2 separate regions of the Homo sapiens genome follow, and region 2 is linked to region 1. A link is an interaction called in ENCODE POLR2A ChIA-PET data of the cell type or tissue named here. Cell type or tissue: GM12878. All regions are shown on one strand. Each heading gives the region's core, and the rest is flanking DNA. Links, peaks and the distances in the headings are about the cores only. Region 1 overlaps CAMLG (calcium modulating ligand). Region 2 overlaps DDX46 (DEAD-box helicase 46).

Region 1 (8,616 bases), core at 2,309-6,308:
TATCACTTCGGCAGGAATTCCCGACAATAGAAGTGCAGCTGTTAGTACTGTTGTCTTTATCTTCTTTTCACTCTGTGTAGAGAAAGACTCAAATTAATCTTCAAAGTTTCAGCAGGCTACATTAAGCTCTATACAAACATGATCAGTACTGCTGTTTTTAACCGAAATGATTTAAAAACTGTTAATGATGTTTCAAAACAATCAGTAAGATACCAACATTTACTGAGCATATAATATGTAACTCATCAATCTGCTAGGCAATAGCAGACATCAGTCTTGCTTTTTTTTTTTTTGAGATGGAGTCTCGCTCTGTTGCCCAGGTTGGAGTGCAATGGCACGATCTCGGCTCACTGCAACCTCTGCCTCCCGGGTTCAAGCGATTCTCCTGCCTCAGCCTCCTGAGTAGCCGGGATTACAGGTGCTTGCCACCATGCCCGGCTAATTTTTGTATTTTTAGTAGAGACAGGATTTCACCATGTTGGTCAGGCTGGTCTCAAACTCCTGATCTCGTGATCTGCCCGCCTCAGCCTCCCAAAGTGTCAGGATTACAGGTGTGAGCCACTGCACCTGGCCCAGTCTTGTTATTAGAAGTTTTTAAAAAGTGTTATCTTGGAAGTATGACATAAATAACAATTTATGATATATACAACAGTACAATATAAAAACAAGAAAAATATTACTAGACAGGACATAAATAACTGCTAAATGACTGACATGGATAATGTGTGACATAGGAGCTCACAGGAGATATAAATTACTCCAGTGTTTTATGTAAATAAAGCACAAGGAGGACTTCAGAGGAAGTAAAATTAAAAACAGGCCTTCAGGCCAAGTGCAGTGGCTCATGCCTCTAATCCCAGCACTTTGGGATGCCGAGGCTGGGTGATGGCTTGAGCCTAGGAGTTTAAGACCACTCTGGGCAACATAGGGAGACTCTGTCTCTACAACAAATACAAAAATTAGCTGAGCATGAGCCTGTAGTCCCATCTACTCAGGAGGCTGAGGTGGGAGGATCTCTTAAGAGGTTGAGGCTGCACTGAACTGAGACTGCACCACCGCACTCCAGCCCACATGACAAAGTGAGACCCCCGTCTCCAAAAACAACAACTAAAAACAGACCTTCAAAGAAGAGCAGGATTTAGACTGGCAGAAGTGAAAGTTTTTTGAAGCGTTAAGTCTCAGGACAAGTTAGAGGCAGAAGAATGCTTGGAGAACAATGAGTAATTTGTCACAGACTTATAGGAATGTAGGGCCCTAATTGTTATGCAAAGGAATCCACACTTGATTACACATCCAATAGGGTATCACTGAACAATTCAGTATACTTCTGGTGGAAGAGAGAACATTTACTTATTAATTTTCTAGTCTCATTTTTTTAAGAGATTAAAAGCTGAATTTTTCTTTATTATCACAAAATCCAATCATACGGTTTAAAATATTTTTAAATATAAAAACCTATAGTTGGCCGGGTGCAGCGGCTCATGCCTGTAATCCCAGCACTTTGGGAGGTCGAGGTGGGTGGATCACAAGGTCAGGAGTTCGAGACCAGCCTGGCCAATATGGTGAAACCTCGTCTCTACTAAAAATACAAAAAAATTAGCCAGGCGTGGTGGCACATGCCTGTAATCCAAGCTACTTGGGAGCCTGAGGCAGGAGAATTGCTTGAATCTGGGAGGCAGAGGCTGCAGTGAGCCGAGATCGTGCCACTGCACTCCAGCCTGGGTGACAGAGCAAAGCTCCATCTGAAAAAAAAAAAAAACCCTATAGTTACCTAAAAGAAATGAAAGCTTATGCTCACAAAAAGCCTCATACAAGAAAGCTCTTAGTTTTAGTCATAATAACCCCAAAACTGAAAACAACCAGGATGTCCATCTATAGGAGACTAGATAAATGGATATAGTCATACAATGTAGTATTACTGAGCCAAGAAAAAAAAAGGAATTAACTACTGATTTATCCAACAACATGGATAAATCTCAAAAATATCATGCGGAATAAAGAAGGCTTGCACAAAAAAGTAAAATCAAGAATGATCCCACTTACATGGATTACTATGCCAGACACAACTAATCTATCGTGGGAAAAAGTTCTTTGGGGTATAGGGACTGGGACTGCCTGGAAAGGAGCATGAAAGAAACTCCTGGGGTGACAGTGAAGTTATAAACCTTGAAAGAGGTATGGGTTTCATAGGATAACAAACGTATTAAATGGTACAATTAAGACAAGCATTTCAAGCAATCAATTAATTACGCTGGTACCCTACTCTTCATATTAGAACTAATTTTTTTTGTTTGAGACGTAGTCTTGCTCTGTCGACCAGGCTGGAGTGCAATGGCAGGATCTCGGCCCACTGCAACCTCCGCCTTCTGGGTTCAAGCGATTCTCCCACCTCAGCCTCCCCGGTAGCTGGGATTATAGGTACCCACCATCATGCCCGGCAAATTTTTGTAGAGATGGGGTTTCACCATGTTGGCCACACTGGTCTTGAACTCCTGACTTCAGGTGATCCGCCCATCTCGGCCTCCCAAAGTGCTGGGATTACAGGTGTGAACCACTGCACCCGGCCTCAGAACTAATTTTACCTTAAAATTTTACCTAAAAGCCAGGTGCGGTGGCTCACACCTGTAATCCCAGCACTTTGGGAAGCGGAGGTGGGCGAATCACAAGGTCAAGAGATAGAGACCAGAGACCAGCTAATTCTAGCACTTTAGGAGGCCGAGGTGGGCAGATAATCAGGTCAGGAGATCAAGGCTGTCTTGGCCAACATGGTGAAACCCCGTCTCTACTGAAATACAAAAAAAATTAGCCAGGTGTGGTGGCACATGCCTGTAATCCCAGCTACTTGGGAGGCTGAGGCAGGGGAATCGCTTGAACCTGGGAGGCGGAGGTTGTGGTGAGCTGAGATCTCGCCACTGCACTCCAGCCTGGCGAAAGAGCAAGACTCCATCTCAAAAAAAAAAAAAAAGAAAGAGACCATCCTGGTCAGCATGGTGAAACCCCGTCTCTACTAAAATTACAAAAATTAGCTGGGCTTGGTGGCGTGTGCCTGTAGTCCCCGCTATTCGGGAGGCTGAGGTGGAAGAATCGCTTGAACCTGGGAGGTGGAGGTTGCAGTGAGCCAAGATTGTGCCACTGCACTCCTGCCTGGTGACAGAGCGAGACTCCGTCTCAAAAAAAAAAAAAAATGCCGAGCATGGTGGCTCATGCCTGTAATCCCAGCACTTTGGGGGGCCGAGGCAGGCGGATCATGAGGTCAGGAGATCGAGACCATCCTGGCTAACACGGTGAAACCCCGTCTCTACTAAAAATACAAAAAAAAATTAGCCGGCCGTGATGGCGGGCGCCTGTAGTCCCAGCTACTTGGGAAGCTGAGGTAGGAGAATGGTGTGAACCCGGAAGGCGGAGCTTGCAGTGAGCCGAGATGGCACTCCAGCCTGGGTGACAGAGCAAGCCTCGTCTCAAAAAAAAAAAATTACCTAAAGAACCTTAAAACAGTAAATTGTAAGTCAGTGTTATGTAAGAGGGGTGAGGTATACCGATGTGTACACCTACAACATACTTTGAAATGCATCAAGAAAAATTTGATGGAAAAACTTTACAGAGATTATCTTGGGTTTGAAAAATAAAAGAAAACCTGATAGATACATAATATAATAAGATGTTAATTGTAGAATCTAGGTCGTTGGTATTATATAAATGGGTGTTCACGGCACAATTCTTTCAACTTTTGTGTTTATTTATTTTTGAGATGGAGTCTTGCTCTGTCGCCCAGGCTGGAGTGCAGTGGCGCTGTCTTGGCTCACTGTAAACCTCTGCCACCGGGTCAGCAATTCTCCTGCCTCAGACACTGAGTAGCTGGGATTACAGGTCTGTACCCACCATGCCAAGCTAATTTTTGTATTTTCAGCAGACATAGCGTTTCACCATGTTGGCCAGGTTGGTCAAGAACTCCCAGCCTCAGGTGATCTGCCCACCATGGCCTTCCAAAGTGCTGGGATTACAGGCGTGAGGCACCACGCCTGGCCAACTTTTGTGTTTAAAAACTGCTATAACAGGCCAGGTGCAGTGGCTCACACCTGTAATCCCAGCACTTTGGAAGGCCCAGGTGGGCAGATCACCTGAGGCTGGGAGTTCCAGACCAGACTGACCAACACGGTGACACCTCGTCTCTACTAAAAATACAAAAATTAAGTGGGTGTGGTCACTCACACCTGTAGTCACAGCTACTTGGCAGGCTGAGGCAGGAGAATGAACACAGGAGGCGGAGGCTGCAGTGAGCTGAGATCGTGCCACTGCACTTCAGCCTGGGCGACAGAGTGATACTCTGTCTCAAAAACAAACAAGCAAAAAAAACCCTGCTATAACAAAATGCTGTTTTGTTGGGAGAATATATAAAGTCTCCCTTTTCTCTCTTCCATTTACATAGTACCCATATATACATCTCTATCACACACATAAGTATTGTTAATAATTTCATGTATAGTCTTTCAGTTTGTTTATGCATATATAAGCAAAATCAAATAATACATTATTTTTTCTTTTCAAAAAGAAATTAGTATAGATTCTATAGATTCTATTCTGAATTTTGTTTTTTTTTCTCTTAATATTTCTTGGAGAGCTTACCATTGTCAGTACATTGAGAGCATCTTCATTCTGAATAGATACGTTATAATTTTTTTTTTTTTTTTTTTTTGAGATGGAGTTTTGCTTTGTTGCCCAGGCTGAAGTGCAATGGTGCGATCTCGGCTCACCACAACCTCCACCTCCTGGGTTCAAGTGATTCCCCTGCCTCAGCCTCCTGAGTAGCTGGGATTACAGGCATGCGCCACCATGCCTGGCTAATTTTGAATTTGTAGTAGAGACGGGGTTTCTCCATGTTGGTCAGGCTGGTCTCGAAATCCCGACCTCAGCTGATCCGCCCGCCTCGGCCTCCCAAAGTGCTGGGATTACAGGCATGAGCCACCGTGCCTGGCCAATTTTTTTTTTTTAATGTAGTCACTCAGTGGACATTTAGGTTCCAAACTTTGCTACTGCAAAACTACAATCAATGTTTCAAAGGTGATTTTCTTTTTTTTTTTTTGAGACAGTCTCGCTCTGTTGCCCAGGCTGGAGTGCAATGGCACAGTCTGGGCTCACTGCAACCTCCACCTCCCAGTTTCAAGTGATTCTCCCTGCCTCAGCCTCCCAAGTAGCTGGGATTACAGGCACCCGCAACCATGCCTGGGTAATTTTTATATTTTTAGTAGAGATGGGGTTTCGCCATGTTGGCCAGGCCAGTCTCGAGCTCCTGACCTCAGGTGATCCACCCCCCTCAGCCTCCGAAAGTGCTGGGATTAGGGCGTGAGCCACGGCGCCCAGCCTCAAAGGTGAATTTCTTTCTTTTTTTTTTTTTTTTGAGGAGTCTCGCTCTGTCGCCCAGGCTGCTGGAGTACAGTGGCGCAATCTCGGCTCACTGCAAGCTCCGCCTCCCAGGTTCACGCCATTCTCCTGCCTCAGCCTCCCGAGTAGCTGGGACTACAGGTGCCTGCCACCACGCCCGGCTAACTTTTGTATTTTTAGTAGAGATGGGATTTCACCCTGTCAGCCAGGATGCTCTCGATCTCTTGACCTCGTGATCCACCTGCCTCAGCCTCCCTAAGTGCTGGGATTACAGGCGTGAGCCACCGCGCCCCGCCTCAAAGGTGAATTTCTAAACAAATGCTTAATTAAAATTACAATGTTATTTACTCTTTTACTTCTTATATTTGACCTATTTGACCCTTCAAAAATACAAATGCTTCAAATCCATTAAAATCATACACAGGTCTGTCAGCCCATTAAATATAACACGCAGACAGCCAAGTAGCAATTTTTTCAGCAAAAAGCTCCCACAAAATTCGATCACACTAGTTAGGCTATCGTCTATGTCAGGCAAGCCAAGCCTCATAAAACTGTATATATCTGTAGTCAAGTAGGCCAGGTAAACATTGACTCTCAACATCATTCTGTTCTGTAATATTGGCCAAATATTTATTGCAAATATCAGGCCCTCAACACTGAAGATAAAGTGCACTGCTATTAAGTGTCCAATATGAAGTACAATGAGATAATCAAATCCATTTTTTAATTAATTTCCTTTATTATAGACAAAATGAATTACTAAATTTACTAATTAAATTTAATACTTTGCTTAAACAAGTACTATTCACACTTTTTCATGAAGGACCTCAATCCACAGTATTTTTGTAAAACAGAATAACAATGTTATGGCAATGTCAAATTGCTATAAAAGTTTCTAATTACTCTTTTTTTTTTTTTTTTTTTGGAGACAGAGTCTCACTCTGTCACCCAGACTGGAGCAGTGCAGTGGCGCAATCTTGGCTCACTGCAACCTCTGCCTCCTGGGTTGGAGCAACTCTCCTGCCTCAGCCTCCTGAGTAGCTGGAATTACAGGTGTGCGTCACCATACCTGGCTAATTTTTGTATTTTTAGCAGAGATGGGGTTGCACCATGTTGGCCAGGCTGGTCTTGAACTCCTGACCTCAGGTGATCCACCCACCTCAGCCTCTTAGAGTGTGGGGATTACAGGCGTGAGCCACTGCGCCCGGCCAATTACTCATTTTTTGAACTTAATGTATAACAAACACAAACACATAGTTTGGAGATAAGTGGGCAAACCACACTTTGAGTAGCACTGATTCAGACCGTAAGCAGGACTAACATTTTTAAGTTCCTTCAATTAGCTAGTCATAAATCAATCCAAACACATCATCGAAATTTAGAAAAAAAATTAATTTACCTTGGGAAAATATTTGTATAATCCCATGTACGCAAGTTGTAAAGTAAGAAATGGAGCAAATATGGACTGTGAAGATAGAAGATAAAATTAAATATTTCCAACATAATCATTCAAATCACAATAAATCAAACAGCAGCTAGAAAATTCCAAGCAAAAGCTGTAAGAAAATGTTGTTATTATTATTTTTTGAGACGGAGTCTTCCTCTGTCACCCAGGCTGAGTGCAGTGGCACGATCTTGGTTCATGGCAACATCCACCTCCCAGATTCAAGCGATGCTCGTGCCTCAGCCTTCTGAGTAGATGGGATTACAGGCGCCCGCCACCACACCTGGCTAATTTTTGTATTTTTAGTAGAGACAGGGTTTCACCATGTTGGCCAGTATGGTCTAGAACTCCTGACCTCGTGATCCACCCACCTCGGCCTCCCAACATGCTGGGATTACAGGTATGAGACACCGCGCCTGGCAATTGCTTTTTTTTTTTAAGATGGAGTCTCGCTCTGTCACCCAGGCTGGAGTGCAGTGGCTCAATCTCAGCTCACTGCAACCCCTGCCTCCCCAGTCCAAGCAATTCTCCTGCCTCAGCCTCCCATAAAATAGTAATTTTAATGGTTAAAAGTAATCTTTTTTCTGCAGAAGGGTGAAGAAAATAAAATATTTGATTTCCTAACATAAAATATGTTTCTCAAGTCATACAATTCTTTCATATTCTTTTAGCGTCCCCAAAACTGTCTTCTCTCATAAAAACTTATCTTTTAAATTATTTAAAGTATTAAATGGTGACAGATGTTTAACACAGTAACACAGATGCGGTAACATCTCGGTCACCCAGAGGGAATTAATTGATATCCAGGAAGCATACAGAAAAGGCCCAGCACTCAAAATACGTGGCATTCTTCCAGCTATGCAGAAGGCTGAGGCAGGAGGACTGCTTGAGCCCAGAAGTTCTAGTCCAGCCTGGACACCATAGCAAGATCCTATCTCTAAAACAACAACAACAACAAAACTAAATGCTTGGCTGGGTGCGGCGGCTCATGCCTGTAATCCCAGCACTTTGGGAGGCAGAGTTGGGTGGATCATGAGGTCAGGAGATGGAGACCATCCTGGCTAACACGGTGAAACCCCATCTCTACTAAAAATACAAAAAATTAGCCGTGCGTGTTGGCACATGCCTGTAGTCCCAGCTACTCGGGAGGCTAAGGCAGGAGAATCGCTTGAACCCAGGAGGTGGAGGTTGCAGTGAGCCAAGATCACATCACTGCACTCCAGCCTGGCGAAAGAAACTCCACCTCAAAAAAAAAAAGATTTACAAAAACTGTTTTGCTTAATGATATAAACTTTAATTATCTGGATATTTATGTGCCTGGTACATATACTTAAAATGTCTACTGAATGGAAAAACCTCAGAGCAAGACACTGAACTATGAGCTATGCTTTTCTGCATTCTTTAATATACTATAAAACAAAATGACTACATCATGGTACAACCAAAATGGACTCATTATGATATATTAGGAAATGCTGAAATGTCTTCTGAACCATAGGAAGATTACCTCATATTCAGGACCAGAGGAACTGCATTTTACTATTTCAAATTATTTGAAAATTGATAATATACAGTATATATATGTAAAGCACTTAACCCTTTGGTTAAGGACTGAAACTGCCAGGGTTTAATCCTAGCACCGCTTAGTAGCTGTGTGACCTTGGGCAAATGGTTTAACCTCTCTGAGTCTTCATTTCCCAATGGATTCACATAATACCAAGTTCATAAGAATGAGGATTAGATGAATTAATGTATGCAAAACAATGAGAAAGGTCCGTAGAATGAAAAATGGG
Region 2 (9,016 bases), core at 156-4,155, 67 kb before region 1:
CATAAAATCCAATTGGATTTGCCTTAAAAACTGGGTAACTGAACCAGAAAAGGCTTATTCCCTTATTCCTTTGAATCAAGAAAGGAAACAAATGCAGGTTGTTTCCCCATCAAGGCAAGCGCAATGATGAATGCTTTGCTTTGACAGGAGTCACATGAGCCCTACTGCTAGGTGCATTTCTTTTTTTTTTTTTTTTTTTTTTTTTTGAGACAGAGTCTCGCTCTGTCTCCCAGGCTGGAGTGCAATGGCGCCATCTCAGCTCACTGCAAGATCCGCCTCCCAGGTTCACGCCATTCTTCTGCCTCAGCCTCCTGAGTAGCTGGGACTACAGGTGCCCGCCACCACACCTGGCTAATTTTTTGTATTTTTAGTTGAGATGGGGTTTCACCGTGTTAGGCAGGATGGTCTCATCTCCTGACCTCGTGATCCGCCCACCTTGGCCTCCCAAAGCACTGGGATTACAGGCATGAGCCACCACCGCCAGCCTGCTATGTGCATTTCTTTTAAAAAATGCCCTTTGCCCAACAGTGACTACTGATATCACTGATTACAGAAATACAAGCCCCCTTCAGAAATTTAGATCAGATTAATAAAGCTGTATCTTCTAGATCTCAAATGCACAGAAAAGCTTATTTAGGGCTTAAAAATTAATTGGTTAATTTACAAAGCTCTTTTACTACAATAAAAACAGTCCGTTTAGCTTTTGTATTTTTTTGAGACAGGGTCGCCTTTAACTCCCAGGCTCAAGGGTTCCTCATATCTCGGCCTCCCAAGTAGCTAGGACCACAGCGTGCACTAGCACGTCCAGCTAATTTTTAAAAACCTTTTTATAGAGATGGGGTCTCACTGTGTTGTCTAGGAGGGTCTTGAACTCCTGGGCTCAAGCTATCCTCCCACCATGGCCTTCCAAAGTGTTGGGATTACAGGCCATGAGCCACCACACCCAGCCTTAGATTCTTCTTAAAACATTTATTACCTATTAAAGGGTTTTAGTTATGGCCACGCACAGTGGCTCCTGCCTATAATCCCAGCATTTTGAGAGTTCAAGGCAGGAGGATTACTTGAGCCCAGGAGTTCAAGACCAGCCTGGGCAACATGGCGAAACCTTGTCTCTACAAAAAATATAAAAGTTACCCAGGCATGGTGGCACATGCCTGTAGTCCCAGATATTCAGAAGGCTGAGGTGGGGAATCACCTGAGCCCAGGAGGTCGAGGCTACAGTGAGCCAAGATCACGCCACTTTACTCCAGCCTGGTTGATGGAGTGAGATCCTGTCTCATAAAAACAAAACAAAACAAAACCCCAAGAAAACACCAACAGGGGGTCAGTTATCAACTAGTTTTAAAACTCAACATTTACCTGAGTAAAACCGTTTTAAATTAAATAGCATTCATGGTATTACAATCTGAACAAATTCATAAAATCAGGAAAGGGGGAAGTATACAATGCTAGCTGGTAGAGCTAACCTTACTTTTGATTTTATTCGTGTTAAGTACTGTTTACATTTTTCATAAAATTATATATTACTTTAACACCCGAAGAAACAATCACCGTATTTTATCACAAGATTTTAAAAAACAGTTAAAAATACTGCAGTTTTCCCTTTACACATGGAATACATTCCAAGAACCCCAGTGAATGCCTAAAAACAGAGATAGTACCGCACCGACATACACTGTTTTTTCCTATACATACATACCTATGATAAAGTTTAATTTATAAATTAGGTACAGTTAAGAGATTAACAACAATAAAATAGGACAATTATAGCAATATACTGTAATAAAAGTTATATGAATGTGGTCTCAAAATACTGTAATAGTTTCAGACTGTGGTTAACCTATGGCAACTAAAACCACAGAAAAGAGGAAACTACCATAATGTCAAAAAGTGACAGATGTTTTTAAAACATGGCTACAAATTATTTAATAGTCTTTTTTCTTGAGTGTGGGCTGGACTTAATGACTTCCTTCTAATAGAAGAAAGTGGGCTGGGCATGGTGGCTCATGTTTGTAATACCATCACTTTGGGAGGCTGAGGCAGGAGGATCACTTGAGCCCAGGAATTTCAGACCAACCTAGGCAACACAGTGAGACCTCGACTCTAAAAAAAAAAACATTTTAAAATATATATTAACAGGGCATGGTGGTGCACCCATAGTACCAGCTACTCAAGAGGCTGAGGTGGGAAGATCGCTGAGGCAGCAGTGAGTTGAGTTCGCACCACTACACTCCAGTTTGGGCAACAGAGTCAGACTCTGTTTCCAAAACAAAACAAAACAAGACAAAAAAAACCCCATAAAGAATAAAGTGGAAGTGACAGTGTGTAATTTCAGAGACAGTCATAAAAAGCACTAAAGCTTTCTCTTTGCTCTCTTTGATCACTCACTGTGGGGAAAGCCAGCTGCCATGTGGGTAAGGACAGGCAAAGAGGTGAAGAACTGAGGCATCCTATCTACATCAAAGTGACTGATGTTGGAAGCAGATCATCCAGCAACAGTCAAGCCTGCAGATGACTGCAATCTCACGAGCGCCTAAGCCAGAACTACCTGACTAAACTGCTCCTGATTTCCTGACCATAAGGAACTATGTGATAATAAGTGTTTATTGCTTTAACCTGCTAAGTTTTGATTTGTTACATGGTAACAGATAAATTTAAAAAATGAAATGTGGTCGGGCGTGGTGGCTCACGCCTGTAATCTGAGCACTTTGGGAGGCCGAGGCAGGCGGATCACGAAGTCAAGAGATCAAGATCATCCTGGCCAACATGGTGAAACCCTGTCTCTAGTAAAAATACAAAAAAAATTAGCCAAGCATGGTGGCGCGTGCCTGTCGTTCCAGTTACTTGGGAGTCTGAGGCAGGAGAACCACTTGAACCTGAGAGGCAGAGGTTGCAGTGAGCCAAGATCAAGCCACTGCACTCCAGCCTGGTGACAGAGCGAGACTCCGTCTCAAAAAAAAAAAAATGACTTTATTGGCCAGGCACAGTGGCTCACACCTATAATCCCAACACTATGGGAGGCCAAGGCAGGTGGATCACCTGAGGTCAGGAGTTTGAGACCAACCTGGCCAATATGGTGAAACCCCATCTCTACTAAAAATACAAAAATCAGCCGGGCGTGGTGGTGGGTGCCTGTAATCCCAGCTACTAGGGAGGCTGAAACAGGAAAATCGCTTGAACCCAGGAGGCAGAGGTTGCAGTTGAGCTGAGATTACGACACTGCAGTCTGGCCTGGGTGACAGAGCAAGACACGCCCGGCTAATTTTTTGAGCTAGTATGGTATCCTAGAAAGAAATGGCTTAAGGTTAATAGGACAACTGGGTTCTGGTCCTGTCTGTGTTAACTCCCACTGTGGTCCTGGACCTAACATCTTTTCTTGGAGTCAATTTCCTAATGATAAGATCAGGTTGAATTTCTGATTTCCAAAATTATTTTCTGAACTTAAGTTTAACATGATATGTCCAAAAGTGTTCTGAGATCAGGTATGTTGGGGAATTTCTGGGTTTAATGAAGTTAAACAAGATTCGTTAAAGACTTTTCACATCCATGGCCAGACGAGGTGGCTCACGCCTGTAATCCCAGCACTTTGGGAGGCCAAGGAAAGCGGATCACTTGAGGTCAGGAATCTGAGACCAGCCTGGGCAAGAAGGTTAAACCCCGCCTCAACTAAAAATACAAAAATTAGCCAGGCGTGGTGGTGGATGCCTGTAATCCCAGCTACTCAGGAGGCCAAGGCAGGAGAATTGCTTGAACCCAGGAGGCGGAGGTTACAGTGAATGGAGACCACGCCACCGTACTCCAGCCTGGGTGACACAGCCAGACTCCCATCGCAAAAAAAAAAAAAAAAAAAAAAGGACTTTTCACATCCTTTGAAGTGCTAATGAGTGGTCTATATATTGAGAGGAGGGGTACTGGTATGTAGTAGGCAGATTTTCCAAAACTGTTCTGGAACCAACCTCTTGTAAAGGTTTCCAGTGATTGTCTATCTTGATAACCATATATGGCAAGACCTCCAGTACAAAAGAAATAACTGCTTCAATTAAGAATGAGAGAATAATAGTACTTACATCAACTGCAGCATCCTCATCATCTGAATCTTGTAGACCAAGAGCTGCTTTTTGTAACTTCTTCCTCTCATTAGCCAAAGCTTGTTCTGTTTCATCAAACTTGAATCCCTTACCAGAGAACCCACTACTCTTTTTAATTATTTTCCCCTCCTTTCAAAAAAAGAAAACGAAGTTAATCTCATAGTAAAAACTTTAATGTTTAGGAATTCATACTAATTAAATATTTTTCAAGGTGGTGTATGTCAATGTAATAAAAACACTTCATCTAGCATGTAAGATAAACTAAGAGCTCTACATAGACACCACAAAATACTAAGTTCAAGAATAAGATAGGATTTTAGCTTTCACTCATTTTTCCCTCTAGAGAGAAATAAAAATAGTCGTAGCAAAATTTTCAAGTGTTAAATAAAAGATTTCCAAGAATTAAATAATCAAGGTTTAGTCACATTAATGATTTCTAGAAGAGTAACATGGGTTAAAAACTCACAGCTTTCTGCTGATCTTTGAAATCACTCCACAGTTTCTCTAAATCAGGAGGTACTGCAGTCCCTGACAATTCAAGAGCTTTAATTATGTCACCAGCATAGCGAGCTTGATCCTCTGTGATAAAAGTATAAGCATAACCCTAATGCATGATGAAAAAGTACAATTATTAGACACTAACAAGATGGATCCTACTTAGATCATAAGATAAAATCTGATCCACCTAATAAATCCTCGAGATTGACAACATTAACTAAAGAATTTTAAAAGCCACGAAAGAGTCTTACTAAATTACTTAATGGTTCAAAGTGAAATATCCAAGTTTAATTTTTATTTTTTGTTGTTTTTTATTTTTTTGAGATGGAGTCTCACTCTGTTGCCCAGGCTGGAGTGCAGTGGCGCAGTTTTGGCTCATTGCAACCTCTGCCTCCCGGGTTCAAGTGATTCTCCTGCCTCAGCCTCCCGAGTAACTGGGATTATAGGCGCCTGCCACTATGCCCGGCTAATTTTTGTATTTTCACTAGAGACATGGTTTCACCATGTCGGCCAGGCTGGTCTCAAATTCCTGACCTCAGGTGATCCGCCCGCCTTGGCCTCCCAAAGTGCTGGGATTACAGGCACGAGCCACTGTGCCCGGCCCAAGTTTAATATTTTAAAATAACACAAGCAAACTAGAAAATTTCTAATTTCTTTACACAGAGGTAGAAATATATGCAATTGGCTGGACGCAGTGGCTCACGCCTGTAATCCCAGCACTTTGGGAGGCCAAGGGGGGGTGGATCATTTGAGGTCAGAAGGTCGAGACCAGCCTGACCAACATGGTGAAACCCCATCTCTACTAAAAACACAAAAAAATTAGCCGAGTGTGGTGGTGGCATGCCTGTGATCCCAACTACTTGGGAGGCTGATGCAGGAGAATCACTTGATCCTGGGAGACGGAGGTTGCAGTGCATGTGAGATGGCGCCAATGCACTCCAGTCTGGGTGACAAGAGTGAAACTCCGTCTCAAAAAAAAAAAAGAAACATAGGTAATTTTACACAAATGCACAATTGTGTGGTCATACCTTTTGATTTTGTTTTTTGTTTTTCCTTTTTTTTTTTGAGATGGAGTCTCGCTAGAGTTTGCTATCTTCACAAAACAATCTGACCTTGCTGGGTACAATGGCTCACACCTGTAATCCCAGCACTTGGGGAGGCAGAGGTGGAAAGATAGCTTGAGCCTAGGAGTTGGAGGCCAGCCTGGGCAAAAATGGCAAGACCACATCTCCACAAAAATGTAAAAAACAAAACCAAAAAAACAATCTGACCCAAACAGTCAACTGTTGCGATTTTTTGTTTGTTTGTTTCTGAGACAAGAGTTTTGCTCCTGCTGCCCAGGCTGGAGTGCAATGGCACAATCTTGGTTCATCGCAACCTCTGCCTCCCGGGTTCAAGCTATTCTCCTGCCTCAGCCTCCCGAGTAGCTCGGATTACAGGCATATGCCACCATGCCCGGCTAATTTTTTATTTTTATTTTAGTAGAAACAGGGTTTCTCCATGTTGGTCAGGCTGGTCTTGAACTCCCAACCTCAGGTGATCCGCCCGCCTCGGCCTCCCAAAGTGCTGGGATTACAGGCGTGAGCCACCGCGCCCGGCCAACTGTTACGAATTTTAAAACATGGTTTAAGATTTTAATTCAGAAATATCTTGGCCGGGTGCAGTGGCTCATGCCTGTAATCCCAGTATTTTGAGAGGCCAAGGCGGGCAGATCACGAGGTCAGGAGATCGAGACCATCCTGGCTAACACAGGTTTTAGTAGAAACCCCGTCTCTACTAAAAATACAAAAAATTAGCCAGGCGTGGTGGCACACGCCTGTAGTCCCAGCTACTTGGGACACTGAGGCAGGAGAATCGTTTGAACCTGGGAGGGAGAGGTTGCAGTGAGCCAAGATCATGCCACTGCACTCCAGTCTGGGCAACAGAGCGAGACTCCATCTCAAAAAAACAAAAACAAAAACAGAAATATCTAAATAGCCACTGCCTTTGACCCATGGTCTGCTTTTGTACTCCTACGGGGCTACAAGTATTTACATTTTTATAGGGTTATGAACATATATACAATAACACATATATATACAGAGAAGGAGAGAGAAAGAGAAGAATATGTGACAGAGCCCAAATAGGCTACAATTTTCAGTACATGGCCCTTTCCAAAAAAATATTCTTGACTCCTTCCAACAGGTTAGAAGAATAAATGCCATTACTACTTATTAAATGTGCATAAGCAGGTGAGCTAAATCCTATGTGCATGAATTTTTCTCATCTATAAAATAGAGTAATATTATTTACCTCAAAGGAAAGTTTTAAGGATAAAATGACATTACATATGTAAAACACTTAAATCGTTTTAAGGATAAAATGACATTATATATGTAAGGATAAAATAACATTATATATGTAAAACAGTTAAAATGACATTATATATGGCAGATAATACGTTATCCATTAATGTAAGCTATGGCATATAAATACTACTTATTGCTTTATTATGCAATGTACAGGGTTAGAAAATTAAATATATCATAATCAATGTCTCCAACAACAGACTAGTCTGCTGCCTCTAGAAGGAATGAGTTAGACCCATACAGTTTCTAGAATACAGGTGAGTCAAAAAAGCAAGTAACATATGTATGTATGAATGATAGGGAGGTAAAGAGGGGAGTAGGAGAAATTGGTAGGTGTGGAGATGGGTATATTTTATGATCCCATGTTTTTTTTTAAAAAAAGATCCTGAAGTATAAACATTTATGTGTATGTGTATACAGATGGTCCCCGACTTACAATGATTCAATTTATAATTTTTCAACTTTACCATGGTGCAAAAGTGATATGCATTCAGTAGAAATTGTACTTTGAGTACCTATACAACCAGTTTTTCACTTCCAGTACAGTATTCAGTAAATTACATGAGATATTCAATACTTTATTATAAAATAGGCTTTGTGTTAGATGATGATGCCCAAGTATAACCTAATGTAAGTGTTCTGAGCATGCTAAAGGTAGGCTAGGCTACTATGATGTTTAGTACGTCAGGTATATTAAATGCATTTTCAACTTACGATGGGTTTATCGGGACATTGTAACCCCATCATAAATCAAGGAACATCTGTATAGAAACGTTTAGGCATGAGGGGAAAAACCTAAAAGGGAAGACAAACTGTTAACAGGATCTGCCTACAAAGAGCAGCTAGGTATCTGATAATTTGAACAACACTTAGACCTGTACATGTATATAAATTATTAACATCAACCACTCTTCACATTATGTGGATTAAAGATTTTCAAAATGTCTCCATAACTCCTATTATCTACTCCTTGAAATACTAAAGAAACACCTGTATTTTAATATAATGAAGATCAACTATAAAAAACTTATTTTTACCTTGTTTCCTGCTCTTCCAGTCCGCCCTGCTCTGTGTACATAATCCTCATAATGGTTGGGGCAGCTATAATTTACTACAAGAATCAGATGTTTCACATCTAGACCTCGGGCAGCAACAGAGGTAGCCACAAGAAGTTTGCAGGTCCCATTCTTAAAGTCATTTATGATGCTATCTCTGTCATATTGATCAATGCCTGCAAGTAAATTAGAGAGCTTTAAAACATGTTCAAATTAAATTTTCCATGTCTTCTGACCAAGAATCTAAACTCAGTGAAGAACAAATTGACACATCCAACTCCTAAAATATAGAAAATAAAAGACTAAGAAAATGTAATGGCAAGATTAAAGGTTATTGCTATTAACTCATTTATGAATCTTTCAACTCTGGTCTTGTATTGCCCCCTTTCTTCTATATAAGGTTTATATTTGCAAAGGTCCAATATCAGAAATTAATCTAAACCTGTTTGGGAGCCAAAGCGAGAAAAGGCAGAAACATTCAGCCTATATTGACAAGAGTTAGATCTTTCTCCTTTCCCTGTAGGTTATTTAGAGCCTTGCTACTCGGTTTTGTCCAAGGACCAGAGCAGCATCACCTGGGAGCTTGTTAGAAATGCAGAATCTAGGCCAGGTGCGGTGGCTCATGCCTGTAATCCCAGCACTTTGAGAGGCCGAGGCGGGCAGATCATGAGGTCAGGAGTTCGAGACCAGCCTGACCAACATGGTGAAACCCCGTCTCTACTAAAAATACAAAAAAAAAAAAAAAAAAGCCAGGCGTGGTGGCACATGCCTGAACCTGGGAGGCAAAGGTTGCCGTGAGCCGAGATTGCGCCACTGCACTCCAGCCCAGGCGACAGAGCATGACTCTGTCTCGGGGAAAAAAAAAAAAAAGGAAATGCAGAATCTAGGGTTATACTCCAAACTACCGAATCAAAATCTGCATTTTAAAAAACCTTAGGTGATTATCATATGCAAATTAAAGTTTTAGGAATACTGGTTTAGAAGTACCCAAATGGATATCTCTTAAATAAATGATCCAAAGAGGTTT

The links. ChIA-PET counts read pairs that join two places held together with the same protein. Peaks named below come from ENCODE experiments on the same cell type or tissue, not always from the same donor. Only the 100,000 strongest peaks of a DNase experiment are listed, where the experiment ranks them.
Region 2: POLR2A ChIA-PET joins it to region 1 with 5 read pairs; 10 of 35 experiments call an interaction of 5 or more read pairs at or near these places.

What each region holds. Positions count from the first base shown.
Region 1 is chr5:134,742,215-134,750,830 of GRCh38, reverse strand. CAMLG (calcium modulating ligand) reads right to left here. Exons shown (of 4, transcript NM_001745.4): 3 at 6,779-6,844; 4 at 1-72. Among named protein-coding and RNA genes, the nearest start is that of CAMLG, 8.0 kb to the right of the region's middle. In GM12878, for the core only: no CTCF peak of the experiment used is centred there; no DNase peak of the experiment used is centred there.
Region 2 is chr5:134,806,897-134,815,912 of GRCh38, reverse strand. It overlaps DDX46 (DEAD-box helicase 46), which reads right to left. Exons shown (of 23, transcript NM_001300860.2): 16 at 7,972-8,165; 17 at 4,555-4,692; 18 at 4,068-4,217. Among named protein-coding and RNA genes, the nearest start is that of C5orf24, 35 kb to the left of the region's middle. In GM12878, for the core only: no CTCF peak of the experiment used is centred there; DNase peaks (open chromatin) are centred at 1,907 and 2,352.